Regions from separate parts of the Homo sapiens genome. Here all the other regions are linked to region 1. The links are chromatin loops, found by intact Hi-C in ENCODE. Cell type or tissue: CD14-positive monocyte. All regions are shown on one strand.

Evidence for each region. Peaks named below come from ENCODE experiments on the same cell type or tissue, not always from the same donor. Only the 100,000 strongest peaks of a DNase experiment are listed, where the experiment ranks them.
Region 2: it touches region 1 in a loop (5-fold over the local background); 13 of 110 quality-filtered maps call a loop at or near these places.
Region 3: a loop joins it to region 1, with 14 times the contacts of the local background. A loop is called at or near these places in 33 of 110 quality-filtered maps.

Annotation. Positions count from the first base shown.
Region 1 is chr7:73,321,227-73,329,226 of GRCh38, reverse strand. It overlaps TRIM50 (tripartite motif containing 50), which reads left to right and starts at 1,145. Exons shown (of 7, transcript NM_178125.3): 1 at 1,145-1,327; 2 at 4,422-4,838. The coding sequence starts at 4,440. It overlaps FKBP6 (FKBP prolyl isomerase family member 6 (inactive)), which reads right to left and starts at 1,066. Exons shown (of 9, transcript NM_003602.5): 1 at 742-1,066; 2 at 535-652. The coding sequence starts at 798. In CD14-positive monocyte, CTCF peaks have their summits at 4,674 and 4,941 (motif pointing left); a DNase peak (open chromatin) is centred at 5,016; H3K4me3 peaks cover 1,098 bases; H3K27ac peaks cover 1,018 bases.
Region 2 is chr7:73,418,183-73,426,182 of GRCh38, reverse strand. No RefSeq gene overlaps it. Among named protein-coding and RNA genes, the nearest start is that of FZD9, 12 kb to the left of the region's middle. RefSeq lists a silencer at 2,015-2,174. In CD14-positive monocyte, no CTCF peak of the experiment used is centred here; no DNase peak of the experiment used is centred here; H3K4me3 peaks cover 428 bases; H3K27me3 peaks cover 2,241 bases.
Region 3 is chr7:73,448,110-73,456,109 of GRCh38, reverse strand. BAZ1B (bromodomain adjacent to zinc finger domain 1B) reads left to right here. Exons shown (of 20, transcript NM_032408.4): 14 at 5,116-5,263; 15 at 6,421-6,568. Among named protein-coding and RNA genes, the nearest start is that of FZD9, 18 kb to the right of the region's middle. In CD14-positive monocyte, CTCF peaks have their summits at 3,940 and 4,144 (motif pointing right); a DNase peak (open chromatin) is centred at 4,129.

The DNA.
Region 1 (8,000 bases):
ATAAATCTTCTCTCTGCATTTTGGGTGCCGGCCCTTTGGCTCAGAGGTTCAAGAGCTTTGCGGAAGCATCACACAAAGGGGACATAGGAGTCCCTAGCTTTCGTCTTAAAAAAACTAATTCAGGCCGGAAGCAGCGGCTCATGCTTGTAATCCCAGCTACTGGGGAGGCTGAGGTGGGAGGCTCACTTGGGTCCAGGAGTCTGAGACCAGCCTGGGCAACATAGAGTCCCCCATATCTACAAAAATATTAAAAATTAGCCGGGCATGGTGGATCGCGCCTGTAAATCCCTTATTTGGGAGGCTGAGGCAGGAGAATCACGAGCCCAGGAGGTGGAGGCTGCAGTGAGCTATGATCGCACCACTGCACTCCAGCCTGGGCAACTGAGCAAGACCCCGTTTCAAAAACAAAAAACAAAAATCCACTTCAAACAAAGCATTTCCAACCCCATTAAGTGCTTTTTGAAAATGAGGCCTCTCTCTTCCCAACAGAGTGCGATGACATGGATCCTGAGGACAAACCGCCCCAGGGCGTACCTAGCACCGAAGCATCAGGCGCCACTAGGTCTCCAGCTCCTTCTCGGATGACGTCCTTCAGCACGCCCCGGTCCCCCGAGATGTCCAGCATCCTCTGACTTAACCGCTCGTACAGGGACTGATGGAGAATGAAAGCCAGGCCTCAGAGCCGCAGACCCACCCGGCCACCCCTCAGCGTCTACGCCCCCGAAACGTCTGGGCCCTCACCTGGCCGGGGGCGTCGTCCCCTTCCAGGACTCCCTGGTTTAACGCGCTTCCCCCCATGTCCTAGCTGCCCTCCCTGTGGCGTGAGCCTTCGGCCTGGTGCGCCCCGCTGCCCTCCCTGGCTGTGACTCTGGTGGGGTTCCGAAGGCCCCTTTATGCCCGGCAGACCCCTACCGACGGCGGCATTCCATTCTGGGGCCACGAGGAGGCACTCATCGTTTCGTTCCAACCGCCGCCAACGGCCCTGGCCCTCGCGAGCTCTGGAACTACAGAGGCCACGCGGTGAGGTGCGAGGTATGATCCGTAATGGGAGCGCACGAAACATGATGGGACACGTAACGGGACCACGCAGGGCACGTTGGGTACGTGCAGGGGCGCGAGGTGGCGGCACGTAATGGGAGCGCGCAGAGCATGATGGGGCACGCGCGGTAGCGCGAGGCGGGGCATGTAACCATAGCGTGCGGGTCATGATGAGGCACGGACGTGGGGGGTTAGGTGGGGCACGTAATTGGAGCTCGCGGGGCAGGATGGGGCATCTAACTGGAGCGACAGAGAGCACGATGGGGCACTTACAGGGGCCGGAGGCTGGGTACGTAACGAGAGCGAGCGGGAAATGATGGGGCACCTAACGAGCACGCAGAGCATGATGGGGCACGGGTGCGAGGTGGGGCGCACAGTGGGAGCGCGTGGGGCATGATGAGACACATGGCGAGGCCATCAGGGCACAGGGGAAGCACTTTTGGAACACGTGAGTGACAGGGCTGCCGCCCTTGAAGGAGCCCTCGGAGTGGCTGCGTGGTGGGGCACGTGGGGCAGGTTCAGGAAAAAGGATGCAGCATGTGATTGCAGGGCAACCTGGTGAGGACACGAGAGCCACCTGCCACCAGCAGGGTTCAGGGCTCCCAGCTGTGGGTTACTTCCACCTTCTTTCACTTTCTCTCTTCCATTGTGTTCTAGAGAATTTAGGCCCAGACAAGACACTGATTGATTGATTGATTGATTGATTGACAGAGGCTCGTTCTGAGCCCAGGCTGGAGTTCAGTGATGGATCTCAGCTCACTGCAGCCGCCACTCCCTGGGCTCAAGAGATCCTCTTGCCTCAGCCTCCCGAGTAGCTGGGATTACAGAACTGCACCACCAGGCCCAGCTAATTTATTTTTTAGTTTTTAATTTGCTGGAAAGATGGTTTGTAGCTTTGTTGCTAGGCTGGTCTTGAACTCCTGGCTTCAAGTGATCCTCCAGTCTTGGCCTCCCAAAGTGCTGGGATTATAGGCGTAAGCTACAGCCAACTTTCAATACTGCCCCATTGGGGGTTAAGTTTCCAACACATGAAATTAGGAGGATACATTCAAACCACAGCAGTATATTATGACCATAATATTCATTAACTGTATAACAGGACAGGCGCGGTGGCTCACACCTGTAATCCCAGCACTTTGGGAGGCCAAAGCCGGTGGATCGCTCCAGGTCAGGAGTTTGAGACCAGCCTGCCCCACATGATGAAACCCCATCTCTACTAAAATTACAAAGAATTAGCCGGGCATGGTGGCAGGCGCCTGTAACCCCAGCTACTTGGGAGGCTGAGGCAGGAGAATCACTTGAACCCGGGAGGCGGAGGTTGCAATGAGCCAGATTGCGCCACTGCACTCCAGCCTGGGTAACAAGAGCAAAACTCTGTCTCAGAAAACAAACAAAACCTGTATAACAGAGTGTCATTGAATTTCTAAACGTTGAAAGACTTCACATTAAAAAAAAAACTCACAATTCAATATTATTGAGTGAAAGTAACCAGACACAAAAGAGTACATTCTATATGATGCTGTTTATGTGAAATTCAAAAACAGTCCACATGACAACATGGTAATAAGGACAGTGGCTGTCCTTGTTAGGAGTTATGACTGGGAGGAGGCAGGAGGGAGCTTTCTGGAATCACTCTACATCTTGTTCTTGAGAGTGGGTGTATATACATCAAGTGTTTATCAAGCTGTGTGGTTAAGATTTGCACACTTGTATATGTTATACCTTGATTTAAAAAATCTAAGTAAATAAGGATACCTTTGAATATCTTAAAAAAAAAAAAAAAAGAGGCCAGGCTTGGTGGCTCACACCTATAATCCCAGCACTTTGGGAGGCTGAGGTAGGAGGATTGCTTGAGGCCGGGAGTTCAAAACCAGCCCAGGCAACAAAGCGAGACCCCTGTCTCTACTAAAATAAATAAAACAATAAAATGAAAAAAAATAGAGAGATTGAATCATCATCTGCCAGTTTGTATTAGAAAAAAAGAGAGAGAGAGGGAAGGCTGGGTGCAGTAAGGCTCACGCCTGTAATCCCAGCACTTTGGGAGGCCAAGGTGGGAGGATTGCTTGAGCCCAGAAGTTGAAGACCAGCCTGGGCAACAAAGCAAGACCCGGTATCTAAAAAAATTTTTTAAATATTAGCTTGGCATGGTGGCATGCACCTGTAGTCCCAGCTACTCAGGCAGCTGAGGTAGGAGGATGGCTTGAGCCTAGGAGTTGGAGGCTACAGTGAGCTATGACCACGCCACTGCACTCCAGCCTGGGCAACAGAGCAACAAGCTGTCTTTCCCCACCCCCCAGCCCCCCCGCCCAAAAAAAGGAGAGTAAGAGCAAGAGTTTGAGATTCAGAAAGAACTGTTTCCCAGCACCTATCTGCTCCTGTTGGGGTCATGAGGTGTGGACGGTGTACCCAGTCCCTCTGTTTCTGCCCCTCCTCCACAGTGGCCAAGGCCAGCACCTGAATGTTATCAGAGCAGGCCCAACAAAGGCTGCCTCCCCAGTCCCGTGATGTAACCCAGTTTCCACCTGATTCTGGTGACCTTGGGGACACAGGGGTGTTGCTGGGAAAGGGGAGGAGAGAAGGGGCAGAGACCAGGCAGTGGTGCAGGCGTCCAGCTGCATTTCCCACTTCTGACTCTGTGCCTGCTGTTCCCTGCTGGGAAGAAGGAAAGCCAGTGATGCTGGCTTGAGGCTGTAGTGGGAGGCCCAGCGGATTGTGAGAAGCCAGGTATTCCAATGTCGGGCTCCCCCGGGGGCTGCTGGTGCTGCTTCTGTCTCATTGACAAGCTTTCATAGGGGAGCAGGTGGGAGATCAGGGTAGAGGCCTTGTAGGTTCCAGGCTCTCTAGAATTACCTGGGAGTGTCACCTATAAGTGTAGAGTTCTGGGTCTCACTGGAGACCCCCTGAAGAAGATCCTTTGAAGGTGGGCCTCTAGAATCTCTATTACACCTATGCTTTCAACAGTTTCCCGAAAGTTTGGGAACTGATCTAGAAGGTGGGGAGCTTGCCTAGGTTTTGCTGTTCAGTTCTAGGTCCGGATGCATGCTGGGGCTGGACCTTGCATTATTAGTGTCACTGCAAATGACCCTGCAGATGGCCCCTTTCATGCTTGTCTCCAAATTTGAGTAAAAAATGTAGACACACACACACACACACACACACACACACACACACACATATCTTCAAGGGACCAGTTTTTTTCACTGCAGTCTTTTGTTTTACAGCTGCGGAAACTGGGGCCCAAGGTCATGTGGGTTAGGACTGGGATCCAGGACTCAAAGTGTTTCCTCTAAAATTCTGGTGCTCCTTAGGGTTGAGGGTGGTGGATGAGTGCTGGACAGGGGGAGGGGAGGGGACAGGACTGAGGTCGGATGCCTGTGTTTCAGCCCGGGCAGTGAGTGTGGATGGCTTGGCAGGTGAGCCTGCCAGAGCTGGAGGACCGGCTTCAGTGTCCCATCTGCCTGGAGGTCTTCAAGGAGCCCCTGATGCTGCAGTGTGGCCACTCTTACTGCAAGGGCTGCCTGGTTTCCCTGTCCTGCCACCTGGATGCCGAGCTGCGCTGCCCCGTGTGCCGGCAGGCGGTGGACGGCAGCAGCTCCCTGCCCAACGTCTCCCTGGCCAGGGTGATCGAAGCCCTGAGGCTCCCTGGGGACCCGGAGCCCAAGGTCTGCGTGCACCACCGGAACCCGCTCAGCCTTTTCTGCGAGAAGGACCAGGAGCTCATCTGTGGCCTCTGCGGTCTGCTGGGCTCCCACCAACACCACCCGGTCACGCCCGTCTCCACCGTCTACAGCCGCATGAAGGTGGGGAGTGAGGGTGCAGGGGCGGCTGGAGAGGCCCGCGGGGACCAGATCCTGTGCTCTCTGGTGCCATCACCTGGCACCAAAAGGATCCAGCTATCCTCGATTTCCCTGCAGCTGTGCCCTGGCGCATTCATTCCTTAGCGTTTGAGCTGCAGCTCAACCCAGGTGCCGGGGATTGAAGCCACACGAACAGGATGGGAGCTCCCTGGTGTCACGTGCTCACCCCTTCCTGTTTTTTTATTTGCAGTTCTGGTTTGTTCCTTTTTCTTTTCTTCCTTCTCCTTCCCTCTTCCCTCTTCCCTCTTCCTCTCCCTCTCCCTCTCTCCTTTCTTTTTTTTCTTTCTTTTTGGAGACAGCGTCTCACTCTGTTGCCCAGGCTGGAGTGCAGTGGTGTGATCATGGCTCACTGCAGCCTCCAACTCCTAGGCTGAAGCAATCCTCCCACCTCAGCCTCCCGAGCAGCTGGGGCTACAGGTGCACACCACCATGCCCAGCTCATTTTTCATATTTTGTAGAAATGGGGTCTTGTTATGTTGCCCAGGCTGGTGTTGAACTCCTTGGCCTCCAATGATCCTCCTGCCTGGGCCTCCCAAAGTGCTGGAATTATAGGCATGCACCACTGCCCTAGGCCCCTTGTTTGTGTCTGGACACTCCCCTGTTTGCACTCTATGGTGCATGAGGGTGGGGACTTCATTTTGTCCCCTGGTGTATTTCAGTGCCTGGAGCCATGCCTGGCACATTGTAAATGTCCAAAATGCTGAATCAGTGAATTCCTGCCTTTATAGGCCATCACCAAACCTAGCAGATCATTCTTTAAGACGAGTAATAATAATACCTGGCTGGCTGTTATATATATAAAACACCTGTTATAAAACACGTGACTGGGTGGCTTATGCCTATAATAACAGCACTTTGGGAGGCCGAGGTGGGTGGATCACTTGAGTCCAGGAGTTTGAGACCAGCCTGGGCAACATAGTGAGACCCTGCCTCTACAAAAGTTTCAAAATTAGCCTTGTTGGCCAGGCACAGTGGCCACTCCTGTAATCCCAGCATAAGGCTGGAGGGAACATCGGTGGGGGTGAGATAGGGCCAGCGAGGTAAGCTGCGGCTGGGGCATGGAGAGGCCAGTGTGACCCGGGAAGGGATTTGGAGTTTATTCACAGGATGAGGGAGCAAGGCGGAGGCTGGAGGGTTTTAAGCCAGTGATGAAATGCTCAGATCTCTCTGGCAGAGGGGAGCTTTGAGGGTGAGGCAAAAGGACAGTGAGAGATGAAGGTGCCAGGACCTAAGTCGATGGGAACTGGGACAAAGGCCTGGGGCAGACCAAAGACAAATTTCAAACAGAAAAAAACCCTGACAACTGTGTGTGGCAAGGAGGGTGAGGGACGGGAAGGTTGACTCCAGCTCTGTGATTCCCCCTTGCACAGAGGAAATGATCGCAGGGGAGGATCCGGCGTGGGCAGGTGGAGCCGGAGGTGCCTGGATATGTGCAGTCGGGTCGAGGGGTGTGCAGACCAGGACAGCGGTGGGGCTCAGGGCGAGAGGTGTGGAGGGTCCTTCCTCCTGGTGGTCACTGAAGTCCCCTTTGGTGGAGAAGACCAACCCAGGAGAGTCTACATAGTGATAAGGGAAGACACTGATGATGACCCCAAGGGGTACCAGGCTTAAAATCTGGATTGAGAGAGAGCCCTGAAAAAAGGGATAGAAAGAATCCTCAGAGCGGGAACACCAGCTGAGTGTGGCCTCCCGGAAATCAGAGAGACAGAGACTGAAGGAGATCACGTGTGTGAAATGTCTCTGAGGACTGAAAAGTGTTAGATGTAGCAGTAAGAACTGATTATCTTGGCAAGAGCAGGTTTAGGGGAGTATGGAAGGTGGAAGCTGACTGCAGGTGAGGAAGCCGAGTTTATGTTTTATTAGTTAATGGGAAGGAGGGAGGGAAACAGGCTGGGAGCTTATCTGTCCTTTGTGGTTAGGATCCAGCAGCCCAGCTTGGGTCCCTGTTTTAGATTTGGGCTTAATTTTGTTGTTGTTGTTGTTGAGACAGAGTCTCGCTCTGTCGCCCAGGCTGGAGCGCAGTGGTGCGATCTCGGCTCACTGCAAGCTCCGCCTCCCGGGTTCACGCCATTCTCCTGCCTCAGCCTCCCAAGTAGCTGGGACTACAGGCGCCCACCACCATGCCCGGCTAATTTTTTGTATTTTTAGTAGAGGCGGGGTTTCACCGTGTTAGCCAGGATGGTCTCGATCTCCTGACCTCGTGATCCACCCGCGTCAGCCTCCCAAAGAGTTGGGATTCCAGGTGTGAGCCACTGTACCCGGCCAGATTTGGGGTTTGATGATCCCGAGGCTCTTCTCTGTTGCAACACAGAATACAACTAAATTGCACTCCTTTATTGCCCTCTTTTAGGTGTTCCCGTTGCCTCCTGTTTATTGAGATTTTGAGATGCTCGATTGATGGGTGCATTGATTTGCATAACTTAGTTCCTCTCACGGGGAAGGAATGAGTCCCGTCTGTCTGCCTGGGGAGAGTGACATTGGAATGTCGTTCTTGGGCCGCTGTGAAATATTCTGATGCCTCGTTCTCCAGAGCAAGGACTCTGTCCGTTTATGCCAGCAAGTGCTTGATTCTTTACGCAACTCCCTTCCTGAAAGCCCCTTGCAGCTCTCTGGTGCTTGGGCACGATCCAAGCCAAAAATTCTGTATATTGCATGGGTACAAACCGACGGGGGCTCTGGTCAAATCGTGCAGTAGATGGTGGTCCAGGGGTCCCGGTTGGCACCCCCAAGGCTAGGTCAGGTTTGGGGCCCGGGCAGTCCAGGAGAAGTGCATTTATGTCAGCTTGGGGAGGTCGCAAATCCGTGCTGTGTCCAAGCCCACCAGGAATGGATTCAGGTGTTTATGGGTGTGGGGATTCACCAGGTTTAACCCAGGCCCGTGTGAGCACCACTGGCCCTAGAATTAGCCTCACCTGGCGCCGGCCTTTTTGTGATGGCTCCTGATTAAATACCCACTAATTCTGGATCTGCTGGTGACCACAGAGTTCACCTGATGGGTCCCCTACAGGCAGCATTCAATCCAGGAAGTGCCAGCATCACATGGTGACTTCTGGTAGCTGTAACGTTTAGTGACTCTCTCCATGTCATGCAGAGGGGTGACATTGA
Region 2 (8,000 bases), 97 kb before region 1:
CAAGGTCGCACCACTACACTCCAGTCTGGGCGACGGAGTGAGACTCTGCCTCAAAAAAAAAAAAAAAAAGACAGCGAGTATATTTATCACCCCAAAAGTTTTCTTGTGCCCTCCCTCCCTTCCTTGCATCTATAGTCAGGCAGCCAATCACTGCACTACATTTTGTCATGACAGATTAGTTTGCATTTGTTATATAGAATATAATGTTATGATTTTATGTCACTGTTTTTTTTTTTGAGACAGAGTCTTGCTCTGTCACCCAGGATGGAGTGCAGTAGCGCGATCTCGGCTCACTATAACCTCTGCCTGATTTTATGTCACTTTTTAATAGGGGACATTAAGTGAGCACTTACTCCATGCCAGGCAATGGCCCTTTTGTGCCTCTGCAGCACACAGCACAGACTAGACTGGGTTCGGGGGACACAAGATGAGCCAAATTTGGGACCGGGCATAGTGGCTCATGCCTGAATCCCAGTGCTTTGGGAGGCCAAGGTGGGAGGATCACTTGAGGCCAGGAGTTTGAGACTAGCCTGGGCAACATAGTGAGACCCTATCTCTCTATATATATTTTTTAAATTAGCAGGGCATGGTGGCACATGCCTGGAGTCCCAGCTACTCGGGAGGCTGAGGCGGTAGGATGGCTTGGGCCCAGGAGGTTGAGGCTACTGTGAACTATGATCGCGCCACTGCACTCCAGCCTGGGCATGGAGCAAGACCCCATCTCTCTCAAAAACAAAAAAAGATTCAGCTCCTGCCCTAGGGTGGCTCAAGATCAGCTGGAGTGACAGACAGAGCAGTGACCACTCTGGTGTCAGCTGATGCCCATGATTAGAGAGAGAAGCTGTGGGGGCTGGAGTCAGCAAAAACAATGCAGGAGCTGAATCTCAAAACCCAGTGGGAGCCAGGTAGAAGAGAGGGAAGGGTGTTGTTGACAGAGGGACCAGCCTCTGCAAAAGCACTGGCGAGAAACAGGAAGTAGCCCACTTCATGCTGCGGGTCTGGAAAGCCAGGATCTTCCCTCGGGCAATGAGGAGCCTTAGAAGGTTTTTCTTGTTTGTTTTATTTTGTTTTGTTTTTGGTTTTTTAGACGGAGTCTCGCTCTGTTGCCCAGGCTGGAGTGCAATAGCGCGATCTCGGCTCACTGCAATGGCACGATCTTAGCTCACTGCAACCTCTGCCTCCTGGGTTCAAGTGATTCTCCTGCCTCAGACTCCGGAGTAGCTGGGATTGCGCCACCATGCCCGGCTAATTTTTGTATTTTTAGTAGAGATGGAGTTTCACCATGTTGGTCAGGCTGGTCTCGAACTCCTGACCTCGTGATCCGCCGGCCTCTGTCTCCCAAAGTGCTGGGATTTCAGGCATGAGCCACCACGCCTGGCGGAGCCACAGGTTTTAAGGGAGGGAGTCCTTAATAGGGGCTGCACAGAGTGCTGTGGGGGCAAATGGCAAGCATGGGTTCTGCAGGGAGCAGGTGGGGACCAGAAGAGAGGACAGAAGAGGACACAAGCCCAGTGGCTCACAGCTGTAGTCCCAGCTACTCGGGAGGCTGAGGCGGGAGGATCGCTTGAACCGGGAGGTAGAGGCTGCAGTGAGCTGTGATTGTACCACTGCACTCCAGCCTGGGAGACAGAGCGAGACCTCATCTCTTAAAAAAAAATTTAAATTAAAAATAAAAATGAAAAAGAGAAGTGGACAAGCGCCGGAGCCCTGGAGGCCTCTGAGGCCGTGATCGCAGCGTCGGCCAAGGGCAGTCCCGCTCTCTGCGCTGCTCGGGGAGCCCCGGCCACGGGACAGGCCCGGAGGCGCCGCCGCTGCTGAAAGCCGCTTTTGTGCGGCCCAGCGAGCTCCTGTTTCGTTGACGTTGGACTCTGCTGCTTATTTATCCAACTCGGAGGGAAATTCTGCAGCGGCGAGGGGGAAAAAATAACCTCAGCTGCCGCCGGGCGACCAGGAAAGAGGCCCCAGCGTCCCCCACCCCCACCCTCCTTCCCGCCGGCCTGTCCGGCCCACAGAGGGGCCAGGGAACCTGGAAGGACCCGGGGTCCCAGCTCCCTGCAGCCTGGGCCTCAGACGGCGCAGGCGCAGAGCCCTGCCCCAGCCCCGGGCCGGGCCGGGAGCCCACCTTCTCGGAGGCTGTGCTGGTCCCAGGGGGGTCCCCAGGGAATGTCACCTGACTCCTGGGCCAGCCCCTGAGGCCAGCAAGCTGCACTGTGCCCGGCCCCTGCCTGGGGGAGGCTCTGGGAGAGATGGTCCCCAAGGTGTTCTGGGGACTTTCTTGACCCTGCTTGGCTGGCCCAGCCGCAGGCGGGCCACTGCAGCCAACGCAGGACCCTGGCTCCCGGCCCACCCGCCTCTCCAGGTATGAGGGGCAAAGCCCAGCACGGCGGGGCAGGTGGGGCTGTGACCTTCAGCCTCCGCAGACCACGTCCTCTCTCAGCCTGGGGCATGTGTGCAGGATAGGAGTGGGCCTCCCCGCCCCCCACTGGCACAGCCTCTTCCTCCCTACTGTCTCCCTTCAGTCCCCCCAGGTAGCAGTCAGTCCCTGGTCCAAGGGGCAGGTAGCACTTGGCCCAGCCCCTCACCTTGCCCCAGTGATGTGTGCCGGGGCGGGGACAAGGGTACCTGTCTCCACTACCCTTGCTCTGGCAGGACGTCTTTAGGGTGGGGGGTGCCACTCCCTGCCCCCAGCCCTACACTAAGTTTTTCCCAGCCTCCTATGAGTGCTTAGTGGCCCCACCTGGTCACAGCAGGAGCTTTATTTTGAGACAGGGTCTCACTCTGTCGCCCAGGCTGGAGTTCAGAGGCGCGATCTTGGCTCACAGCAACCTCTGTCTCCTGGACTCACAAACCATCCTCCCACCTCAGCCTCCCAAGTAGCTGGGACCACAGGCTCAAGCTACCACATCCAGCTAATTTTTGTATTAAATATTTTTTGTAGAAATGGGGTTTTGCCATGTGGCCCAAGCTGGTCTCAAACTCCTGGGCTCAAGCAATCCTCCTGCCTTGGCCTCCCAAAGTGCTGGGATTACAGATGTGAGCCCCTGTGCCCAGCCCAGCAGGAACTTTAAAAGAGCTGCACCTGGGCCAGGCGTGGTGGCTCACACCTGTAATCCCAGCACTCTGAGAGGCCGAGGCGCATGGATCACGAGGTCAGGAGTAGGAGATCAGCCTAGTGAAACCCCCATCTCTACTAAAAATACAAAAATTAGCTGGGTATGGTGGCGTGCGCCTGTAATCCCAGCTACTCAGGAGGCTGAGGCAGGAGAATCGCTTGAACCTGGGAGACAGAGGTTGCAGTTAGCCAAGATCACGCCAGTGCACTCCAGACTGAGTGACAGAGCAAGACTCCATCTCAAAAAAAAAAAAAAAAAAAAAAATCTGCAACTGGCCAGGTGCGGTGGCTCAAGTCTGTAATCTCAGCACTTTGGGAGACTGAGGTGGGTGGATCGCTTGAGGTTAGGAGTTAGAGACCAGCTTGGCCATCATGGGGGAACCCTGTCTCCACTAAAAATACAAAAATTAGCCAAGTCTGTTGGTGCACACCTGTAGTCCCAGCTACTTGGGAGGCTGAGACAGGATAATTGCTTGAACTGGGGAGGTGGAGGATGCAGTGAGCGGAGATTGCACCACTGCACTCCAGCCTGGGCGACAGAGCAAGACTCCGTCTCAAAAAAAAAAAAGAAGAAGAAGAGTTGCACCCTATCTCCAGGTCACCCGGGGACCCCTGCTTGACTTGTAAGCAGCAGCCCTTGGTCCTCCTTACACCAGCACATGGCAGATCCAGCCTCCCGGGGGTTCCCCACGGCACATCCCACACCCAGTCTTTAACTGTACTCCAGTCCCACTGACTGCGGGCAGGACCCAAAGTCTGCCGTTCACTCCTCAAGAGGCCCCTGCACCTGGTATGCCCGAGCTGTACCTAACCTAGTTCGAGCTAACTCAGTCCTAGGACTTGACTTGGTCATCACCCCCTCCAGGGCATACCCACCTAACCTGCCTTGTCATCTCCCACCCCGTTGTCCCCCAGGCTGGGTCCAATTCATTGCCGTGCCCTCAGCACTGTGCTAAGTACGTATCTGTTGAATGAAGTCCTCTAGAAATGAGAGTTGGACACCCCAAGGAGGAGACACTCACCTGGGTCCTCGATCTGCTAACTTCATGGCCATTTGGGGTTCTGTTGTCCCCCCACTGTATTATCCTGGAGCTCCGGGCCTCCTCCTCCCTCTATTCCTCTTTGTCCCTTCTCCTGCCTGCCATGTGCCATGATCTGTGGAACCAGGGCCTGGGTGTGGGCCTGGGGGTGGGGCCAGGCCTGCAAGGAGGCCCCTGACATCCCCGCAGAAACAGGTGCTTTTTTTTCTTTTTTCAGACAGGGTCTCACTCTGTTGCCCAGGCTGGAGTGCGGTGGTGCAATCATGGCTCACTGCAGTCTCGATCTCCCAGGTTCAAATGATCCTCCCACCTCAGCCTCCCAAGTAGCTGAGACTACAGAGCCCGAGCCCACCACCACGCCTGGCTAAGTGTTTTTGTTGTTTTTTTTTTTTTTTTGAGATGGAGTCTTGCTCTGTCGCCCAGGCTGGAGTGCAGTGGTGCCATCTCTTCTCACTGCAACCTCCACCTCCCGGGTTCAAGTGATTCTCGCACCTCAGCCTTCGGAGTAGCTGGGACTACAGGCGTGTGCCACGAGGCCTGGCTAATTTTTGTATTTTTTAGTAGAGATGGGGTTTCATCATGTTGGCCAGGCTGGTCTCGAAATGCTGACCTCAAGAGATCTGCCCGCCTTGGTCTCCCAAAGTGCTGGTATTACAGGCATGAACCACCGTGCCCGGCCCTGGATAATTTTTTATTTTTTGTAGAGATGGTGTCTTGAGACGTTGCCTAGGCTGGTCTCGAACTCCTGGCCTCAATGTATCCTCCTGCCTCGGCCTCCCAGAGTGCCAGGATTATATGCATGAGCTGCCACACCCAGCCCCTTTTCAGTCAATTCTTTTTTTTTTTTTGGCTGGAGTGCAGTGGCACAATCTCAGTTCACTGCAGACTCTGCCTCCCGGGTTCAAGTGATTCTCCAGCCTCAGCATCCTGAGTAGCTGCTACTATAAGCGCCCACCACCATGCCTGGCTAATTTTTAATTTTTTCTAGAGATAGTGTCTTGAGATGTTGCCTAGGCTGGTCTTGAACTTCTGGCTTCATGTGATCCTCCTGCCTCGGTCTCCCAACATGCTGGGATTACAGGCATGAGCTATAATACCCGGCCCCTTTTCAGTCAGTTCTATCACCATTTCCTTGGGCACCCATGCAAGGAAAAACCTCAGGTGCTACTTTGGGGTTCAGGCCCTGGGAAGCAATGTCACAGAAGGGCTGAGTCAGCTTGTAGAGTCAGATGCCCAGATTCAAATCATGCCCCACGATTGTGTCACGTCAGATAATTTTTTTTTTTTTTTTTTGAGACAGGATCTCACTCTGTCACCCAGGCTGGAGTGCAGTGGTGTGATCTCGGTTCACTGCAACCTCCACCTCCTGGATTCAAGCGACTCTCGTGCCTCAGCCTCCCGAGTAGCTGGGATTACAGGTGACTGCCACTACGCCTGGCTAATTTCTGTAGTTTTAGTAGAGACAGGGTTTCAACCATGTTAGCCAGGCTGGTCTCAAACTTCTGACTTCAGATAATCCACCTGCCTCAGCTTCCTAAAGTGCTGGGATTACAGGCGTGAGCCACTGCGCCCAGCATGTTAGACAATTTTTAATTCATCCTCTTTGTGCTGTTGTTTTCTCAGCTGTGAAAGGAATATTCTGGTGGGGACAAGGTTATAGAGTTGCTGAGAGGGTCTCATGACATGAAGGTACTGGCCTTGGCACAGTGCCTGGTGGGGCGGGGACTCCGCACATGCCTGTGAGGTCACAGTTACTGTCAGTTCACAGCGAACCTTCCCTCCTTTTCCTGTTGACTTTCCCACACTCCTGTAACCGTCCCTCCCTCCCTTCTTCCTCTCTGTCTCTCTCACTCACACACACGCACACAAACACACACACACACACACACGCACACACACACACACACACACTCCATTCACTGTCTCCATGACTCTGGAGTAAACTAATGTCTCGAGTTGCCATTGGAAGCCCCATCATCCTCATTTTGTTTTGTTTTGTTTGTTTGAGACGGGGTCTCACTCTGTCCCCCAGGCTGGAGTGCAGTGGTGCGATCTCAGCCCACTGCAGCCTCTGCCTCCTAGGTTCAAGCGATTCTCCTGCCTCAGCCTCCTGAGTAGCTGTGATCATAGGTGCCCGCCACCACACCCGACTAATTTTTGTGTTTTTTAGTAGAGACAGGGTTTCACTATGTTGGCCAGGCTGGTCTCGAACTCCTGACCTCAGGTGATCCGCCCACCTTGGCCTCCCAAAGTGCTGGGATTACAGGAGTGAGCCACCACGCCCAGCCTCCATTGTCCTCATTTAGACTTTCATGGGTTGTAGGCACTTTTGACTTCCTGGGGTCCTTCTTCCGTTAAAAAAAAAAAAATTAGAAAATTAGGCCACGTGCGGTGGCACATGCCTGTAATCCCAGCACTTTATGAGGCCAAAGTGGGAGGATCACCTGAGGTCGGGAGTTCAAGACCAGCCTGACCAATGTGGAGAAACCCTGTCTCTACTAAAAATAGAAAATTATTTGGGTGTGGTGGTGCATGCCTGTAATCCCAGCTACTCAGGAGGCTGAGGCAGGAGAATCTCTTGAACCCGGGAGGTGGAGGTTGCGGTCAGCCGAGATCGTGCCACTGCACTCCAGCCTAGGCAACAAGAGTGAAACTCCGTCTCAAAAAAAAAATTAAAAATTATATTCGGGCCGGGCTTGGTGGCTCAATCCTATAATACCAGCACCTTAGGAGGCCAAGGCAGGAGGATCACTTGAGGCCAGGAGTTCAAGACCGGCCTGGGCAACATAATGAGAACCCATCTTTACCAAAAAAAAAAAAATTAAATTAAAAATTAGCCAGGCACGGTGACTTCTGCCTGAGGTCACATTCAAGAAGCTGATGTGGGAGGATCGCTTGAGCCCAGGAATTGGAGGCTGCAGTGAGCTAAGATCGTACCACTGCACTTCAGCCTGGGCGTCAGAGTGAGACCCTGTTTCTAAAATAATAATAATTTTAAAAAATGATATTTATGGTTACATTGGGAAAAGATGAATCTATTAATATACATGAAGACATTTTTGGCCTAAAAGTTATATATATTTTTTCCTTCTGATTTTAAAAGAAATGGGGCCAGGCATGATAGCTCATACCTGTAATCCCAGCACTTTGGGAGGCCCAGGTAGGTGGATCACCTGAGGTCAGGAGTTCGAGACCAGCCTGGCCAACATGGTGAAACCCTGTCTCTACTAAAAAATATAAAAATTAGCCGGGCGTGGTGGTGGGCACCTGTAATCCCAGCTATTCAGAGGCTGAGGCAGGAGAATTGCTTGAACTTGGGAGGTGGAGGTTGCAGTGAGCTGAGGCCGCACCATTGCACTTCAGCCTGGGCAGCAGAGCGAGACTCTGTCTGAAAGAAAGAGAGAGAGAGAGAGGAAGAGGAAGAAGGAAGAGGAGGAGGAGGAGGAGGAGGGAGGGAAGGAGGAAGGAAGGAAGGAAGGGAAAGAAAGAGAAGAAAAGAAGGAAGGAAGAAAGAGAGAGAGAGACAGGGAGGGAGGAAGGAAGGAAGGAAAGAAAGGAAGGAAGGAAGGAAGAAGAAAGAGCAAGCCAGCCTTTGGGGGCCCCTGAGCACGTGGTGGGCTCTGGGCATGGTGTCCCCTGTGCCTGCTGGGTAGGCAGCCCTGGCTGCCTGGTGGAGCCTCATTCCCTCTGCACAGAGGTTTGCTTCCCCCAAGTGGGCGGACACACTGACTGGAGTTTCTGTCTTGTTTGGAATTCCCTTCCTTCTTCCCTGCACCTGGGTAAAGAATGCTTCCTCCTATAAAAGTGGGAGGTTTGGCCCACGAGAGCCCTGCAGTCCTTCCCACATC
Region 3 (8,000 bases), 130 kb before region 1:
TCATATTAGATACCCAGTTTCCTCACTTTTTATTTTTAAATGTAGCATGCTTTATTATTGTAAGTAAATAAAATGAGAGGTAAGTAAAATATATAACTCCCACCCTAGTTTCACTGCCCAAGGATGTCACTTTTTTAATAGTTTGGTGTCCTTTTTATGTATATACAAAGATTTGTTGGATTTATTAAAAGTGGAAACTTATACTGTGCACAACAGTCTTCAGTTTCTCACTTACCAGTATATTCTAAACATCTGTCCCCTCCGTCCCGTTAGTCCACACAGATCTACCTGATGTCATATTTGCTCTTTTCTGATTTTATTGCGTTTCTTTAGAAACGGGTCTCTACTGTCCATGCTGGAGTGCAGTGGTGCAGTCATGGCTCGCTGCAGCCTCAAACTCCTGGGCTCAGGCAATCCTCCCACCTTAGCCTGCCCTGAGTACCTGGGATTATAGGCGAGTGTCACCATGCCCAGCTAATTTTTAAATTTTTTATAGAGACGGGGCCTTGCTGTGTTGGCCGGCTGGTCTTGAACTCCTGGGCTGAAGTGATCCACCCACCCTGGCCTCCCAAAGTGCTGAGATTACAGGCATGAGCCACCTCGCCCAGCCACATTTGGTCTTTTAATTTTGTATTACTTATTAATAAATATGAAACTTAATAGAATAACTAGCAGCTCCATTTTTGTCTGTTTTGCGTATTAGATTTCTGCTTAAGATTACTTGTGAAGAAAAGAATTTGAGAACATTACATTATGGGAGAGGTCCTAACCATTATTTAGTGCAGAATATTGTCCCTAATTTTAGATTTGCCTCTCCCTGCCTTCTTTCCTTTTTTTTCACAAAGATCTGGTAAAGCCCTGCTTGTGCCAGTCGCTAGTAAGTTTGGAGGTTTTATAGAGATGAGTAAAAAAGCCTTAAGTTCAGGACCAGGTGCGGTGGCTCACGCCTGTAATCCCAGCACTTTGGGAGGCTGAGGCTAGCGGATCTTGAGGTCAGGAGTTCGAGACCAGCCTGGCCAACATGGTGAAAACCGGTCTCTTCTAAAAAAAAAAAGAAAAAATGCACACACACACACACACACCCCGAGTGTGGTGGTGTGGTGGCGCGAGCCTGTAGTCCCAGCTACTCAGGAGGCTGAGGCATGAGAATCACTTGAGCCCGGGAGGTAGAGGTTGCAGTGAGCCGAGATCGCACCAGTGCACTCCAGCCTGGCAACAGAGCGAGACTCCGTCTCAAAAAAAAAAAGCCTTAAGTTCTTGCCTTCGGGGAACTCAATTTGAGTGTGAGAGACCGGCAGGGGACGCTTACTGTGGTGTGACCAGTAATGATGAGAAACAGCAGTACTCAGGCTCACTGTGAGGGATACCCAGGGCACACTAGAGAAAACTTACCAGAGGGAAGAGAGGATGGGTTTTGAAGAATGTGTAGGAGTGGATCAGGTCATGGGAGGGGCAGCATAGGCCTGTTCAGATTGAACTGAAATTGGGCTCTTTGTCACTGACAGCTGGTTCTTGTTTGTCCTCCCCATTTACATAGAGTGAGTCTGCTGTCCTTTCCAAAGCTTATCAAATGTTTATACATAGTTGTCATGTTCCCCCTACATTTCTTCCTGAGGCCGAGGATGATATGTGATATGGGGGAGATAATTTTGGATAAGAGGTAAGCAGGGTGGAGAAAGAAAATTCAGTTTAGATAAAGATTTAATTCATGACTTAAGCTGAGACACTTACTATGTGGTGTGTCATTATCTTGCTGGGATTTAGTTTTCACCTTCCTGTGTTTCTTTTATTTTTAAAAATGTCTTTACTTTTTGGGATGGGGTCTCACTGTGTTGCCCAGGCTCTCTGCAGCCTCAGACTCCAGGCTTGTGATCTCCCACCTCACTTTCCCGAGTAGCTGGAACTACAGGTGCCTGCTACCATTCCTGGCTAATTTTTAAATTTTTATTTATTTATTTATTTATTTATTTATTTATAGAGAAGGGGTTTCCCTACATTGCCCAGGCTGATCTTGAACTCCTGGGCTCCAGTGCTCCTCCCATCTTGGCCTCCAAAAGTGCTGGGATTATAGGCGTGAGCCACCATGCCCAGCCTATGCTTATTTTATTTTATTTGTGAATGAATGAATGAATAACAGGGTCTCACTCTGTCACTCAGGCTGGTGGGTGCAGTGGTGTGATCTTGGCTCACTACAGCCTCAAACTCTTGGGCTCAGGTGTCCTTCTACTTCAGCCTCCCAAGTAACTGGGACCACAGGCATGTGCCACCATACCCGGCTTTTTCTGTATTTTTCTGTAGAGGCAAGGTTTCACCATGTTGCTGGTCTTGAACTCCTGGGCTCAAGTGATCCACCTGCCTTGGCCTCCCAGAGTGCTAGGATTACAGGCAGGAGCCACCGCATCTGGCCCTGTGTTCCTTTTAAATGACTGTGTATAGCACCTAGGTAACCTTTTAGATGTCTAAGATATTAAACAGTTAACTAGTCTCCTTAGCTAAATCTCTTCTCATTAGGCTTAAGTTTTAGTCTTACTACTACATAGGTTTTGTTTTTAACTCAAGTTCAATACAGAAGAGTCTCTTTCTTGATGTGATCTGTCCAAGAGTCACGTCTGTCCTTTCCATTTCTTTTCCTGCAACAGTGCTTCCTTCTCATTGAGAACTCACCCATCACTGTAGGGTTCTCATTAACTTCTGAAGTACTGTGTTCCACAGTGAAGTAAACTCATTTTAGTTTGTCAGATGAGACTTGTTCTTAGCTTAGTTGGGGAGGAAAATGTGAGAAGTTTGCAGGTCCAGACACAGTACATAAATGGAAAGCATGGAAGAGTTTCTTGGAAAATCAACTAGGTTGCCTACTAAGTAGTTCAGCAGTGTTCTGCATTAAAATGGCATTATGCCTCGTGGTTCCCCACCAGAGGTCAACTCAGCCACAGCTTTGAAATTTTCCACTGCTCTTTGCTTTGAAGGTTTCCACTTAGCAAGGGCCAAAGTTTTTTCAACTGGCACTAGGCTGTTGCATGAGCTTTTATCAGTCTCTAATCTAGGATTCAGCTTCCTTATTTATAAAAATGGATTGTCTCTCAAATCTCTTTTTGTAATAGTGGTTGATTTCGGTTTTTAATGCTTATTTTGTTTTATTGAATTAAATAGAAAAGACTGATATATTGTTTGGCAAAATCCTGGGTTTTGTTTGATTGTTTACTTTGGTGGCGTTTGTCCGGACATCCTGATTACAGATGCTCCTGAATTTAGGATGGGGCTATGTCCCAATAAACCCATTGTTTGACTTACAGTATTTATAATTTATGATGGTTTTATCTGGGTTTAACCCTATCATAAGTCGAGGAGCCTGCTGAATGTGTATCACTTTTTTTTTTTTTTTTTTCTCGAGATGAAGTCTTGCTCTGTCACCCAGGCTGGAGTGCAGTGGTGCAATCTCGGCTCACTGCAGCCTCCGCCTCCCGGGTTCAAGCAATTCTCCTGCCTCAGTCTCCCGAGTAGCTGGGACTACAGGCACACATCACCACACCCGCCTAATTTTTGTATTTTTAGTAGAGACCAGGTTTCACCATATTGGCCAGGCTGGTCTCGAACTCCTGACTTTGTGATCCGCCCGCCTCGGCCTCCCAAAGTGCTGGGATTATAGGTGTGAGCCACCACGCCCGGCCGAACGTGTATCACTTTTGCACCATTGTGAAGTCATAGGTTTGACCCATCGTAAGATGGGGTGATTCTGAATAACCAAAATACGGAAGCAGCCCAGGTAACTGTCAGCTGATGAATGGATAAACAGCATGTGCAATGTCTATTCAATGAGATATTGTTCAGCAGTAAAACTGATGAAAGTACTGTTACATGCTTTGCGAATGAACCTAGAAACATGCTCAGTGAAAGAAGCCAGTTACAAGGGCTACCTATTATTGTATGATACTATTTAAAATCTGTTTTTTAAAAAAACGAGGTTAAATAAGCCTATTCCCAAAACACCTTCAAATTTAAAAAAAGTTTTAATGAGGTCAGATGAGCTATTGGATGCTCAGATTTTATAATTCATAGGAAATAGTAAAAAGCAGGACTGCCCATGACTGTTTTCTTCCATACTGTGTGCACTACATGTGAATGTCCACTAGAGGACAGCAAAGCCCATTGGTAGTCATTCCCTGCCAGTTCTCAAGCACTTTTAAAGAACCGAACCTGAAATTCTTACATTGATATTCCATTGAAAAGATTTGGGTTATCCTCTCAAGAAGAGAATCTGCAGTAGTGTCTGTCAGCTCTCTTTTTATCAGGGGAGAAGACAGCAAGGCAGCTGTGATTGTGGACCTCAGTTTACTGAGGAGCTCTGCAAAAGTAAGGAAGGAGATTGCTGTTTTTCAAAGCAGATGTTGAAATATCTACAACAGAGTCAGTCAGTTTCCAGTTGAACTTTAGCAGCTTCTTAAATGTAGATTTTTGTATGTGTGTTTATATTACTTATCCTTGTTATTCATAAATTTATACACACAAGGCTCCCTGTGATTCTCTGTTTCTATAGGAAAGAGAAAAAGCAGCCCTGTTCCCCTCATCCCTCTCCCCAGTCTGTTTAGTACCCCACTTCGGAACAGAATCAACTATCTTTGTTCCTTGGCACCTGTATTTTAAAGCCCATGACCTTCCAGGATAACTGGCTGTTTTCCTTTAGGAGATTCATTACTTCACAAGGACTTCTTTGCTTCGGGCAGGGCATTGAAATCCAGCTGTGGTATTGGATTGGTGGTGTTGTGGTAGGTTATTGATTATCTTTTAAATCGGAGTTTTATTAGCTGTCTAAAATTGTTGCATTATAGCATTTACAGCATACAGGTGATCCTATTTTTAAATTATACTGAGTTGTTAGGTGGATTTCCCTAGAAGATGCTTGTCCCCAGTCATCCACCCACTCCACTGCATCTCTGTGTGACCTTTGGCAAGTTTTTTTCCCCCTTTGGAGCCTTTTATAAGAATAAATGGTTTAGATTAGTGAAGTTCTAGGAGGCAAGTGTCCTCAGAATTCTCTCATACTGTCCCCTGTTCCTAGTTCTCTCTCAGTGTCTTTGGTCAGTGTAGTAATGCTGGCCTGGTTTGGTCTCTGTTTAGGTTGCATCTGCACTGGAGAAATGGAAGACAGCAATCCGGGAAGCTCAGACTTTCTCCAGGATGCACGTGCTGCTTGGGATGCTTGATGCCTGTATCAAGTGGGATATGTCCGCAGAAAATGCTAGGTGCAAAGTTTGTCGAAAGAAAGGTATATTTAAATCAAATTTGCTTATGTGGGTATATTAGGGAGTAGGATTTCTATTCCCAAGATCTTCATTTCTACCCAAAAGAATTTTGTGTACACAGAATATAAGTGTGGTATAGATTTTACTCTCCTGCAGGTCTGTAACATGCCAGTCTTTGAAATGTCGTGCCAGGGAATCAGAGCAGGCCCTTTGTTCCTCGGTTTAGAGCATAACATAAAAGCAATTGATCTCTTCAATCTTCTGATTTTTTACAGAAAACAAAATTAGTTAATCCTTGTAACTATTTTAGTTAGTTTAGTTTTAAATCCTTTGATTGGCTCAGAACTTTAGTCATCTGTGAAGTAAGATATGTGCTTTCAGCAGGAGGCAGTCCGGGTACAGAGGGTGGCATGCAGTCTCATATGTGCAAAAGGAACTTCATGGTTAGAAGCCCCTTGCTGATTGGCTTTTCAGTGGCTAGAGTTATTTTCTGAGTTAGGTTAGAGATGAAAAGATCTACGTAAAATCATTCAGTTGCTGTAAAGCGTTCAATCGCTCTAGAATGAAGGTTGGAAGGAGAGATTACCATATTAAGTTGACTCAGCACAACACTTTTTCAAATGTAAGAAACCACATGGTTTAAGGGAACCCATCAGGGGCCGGGCGCGGTGGCTCACGCCTGTAATCCCAGCACTTTGGGAGGCTGAAGCAGGAGAATCACTTGAACCCGGGAGGCGGAGGTTGCAGTGAGCCGAGATCGCGCCACTGCACTCCAGCCTGGGTGACAGAGCAAGACTCTGTCTCCAAAAAAAAAAAAGAGAGAGAGAGAACACTCATCAGGCATAAGTTGAGAAACGTTTGGGGAGGTCGAAAAAGCAGCAAAATTTCCTACTCTCACTTGGGTTTTTTGTGCCTCTTAGTAATTGTTAACTGTTCTGTCATAGCCATGGGTAAGTTTTGGGATATAAATTAGGAGACCTGATTCCCAAATTATCTGTAATCTAAGTTATGCTTCATTTCTTTTTAGAAAATGCCTGCATTTACAAAGCAACAACTGGGTAGCATTCTATGGAACATGTCTCCTCGTGTGCCTTGAATTGTAGGGTGATTGCCTCTTCCTTACAGCTCATTGACTGCTGCTGTGCTCCCAACAATGCTATTCACATTTATCTCTCTGCAGGTGAGGATGACAAATTGATCTTGTGTGATGAGTGTAATAAAGCCTTCCACCTGTTTTGTCTGAGGCCGGCCCTCTATGAAGTACCAGATGGTGAGTGGCAGTGCCCAGCTTGCCAGCCCGCTACTGCCAGGCGCAACTCCCGTGGCAGGTGAGAATCTTTTCTTTTAAAAATAATTGAATGAATAAATATGAATAGCTGTTATAATTAAGCTTGAGTTATTCAAACAGAATGAATCTAAGGAGCTTTAAGTTCATCTTTTGGGTACAGAGCCTGATCATTTACAGTACTTCAATAGGAGCTCAAAGGACTCTGAGCTAATTTTAGCTGAATGTTGACATTTCTAGTTTTCACTGCCAGCCACATTCTCTGTCTTCTTGATCATACCTTCTTCTCAAGTAATGAAATCTCTCTCTCTGCCTTTAGCCTCCTGTTGCCCACTTCCTGTGTCTTCATGATTACTTCTGCTATCACCCACTGCTAAAAATCTCACACTCATTACCTTCCTTACCGATACATAATGTTTTCTTCCCTATCATGAGTAGAACTTGGGTGTCAACTTGGAAATGAACATCTCTCCCTCATCCTACAAACCCATTAATTTGCCATGATATCAATCCAATGCCCAGATGTTTGATGATCCAGTTTCTTGCTCTCCATTCTCCGTGGTCTCCGCTATCATTTGTCCCTTCTACATCTGTCACCTGGGCTCCTTTGGTGGCTTCTCAACTCCTCTTTCTTATATCACGTCTTCTCCCCTCTTATCCACCCAACTATTGCAACACCAGAATGCTGTACACAAAGCAAAGATCTGCTCACATTCCTGATCACAAACTTCTAGTCTTCCCATTGCCTCTAGAATAACATCCCAATTCCTGGCCTCACTTCTGAGACTCTTACACAATACCAGCTTGGGTTTTTATTAGCTTTAGATCCCATATTTGTGTACTTGTTACAGACCGTTTGTTGTTCATCCTTGCCTCTTGTGCCTTTCTCCCAGCTGGGAACATTCTCTGCCCAGAATTCCCAGTGGGTAAACTGCCCATGGCTTCGCTAAAATTTCACTGCGCTTTTGAAAAGTGCTTGCATCCTTAGGCTTCATGGTTTCTCCTCTGTGTTCAGCTGAACCTCCATTCTCTGAAGTAGTATTTTGGTGCATGGATCTTGTCTCTGGTTTTATACATGTCTGTCTCCCATGAGATTATGAATGCCCTGAGAGTAGAGGTGGTGCTTTGTTTTTTTACTTGAATCTCAATAAGGCCAAATACCGGGCCTTGTAAAGAGGAGACACCTTGTACTTGCCAAGATAATACTGTTGTTTTCCACACTGAAATTTGGGGTTGTAAAATGTGCAGCTTATAGGTACTCTGGCTTGGGCTTCTTTTTTGAGACGGAGTTTCGCTCTTGTTGCCCAGGCTGGAGTACGATGGCGCGATCTCGGCTCACTGTAACTTCCACCTCCCAGGTTCAAGCGATTCTGCTGCCTCAGCCTCCCGAGTAGCTAGGACTACAAGCATGCGCCACCACACCCAGCTCATTTTGTATTTTTAGTAGAGATGGGGTTTCTCCATGTTGGTCAGGC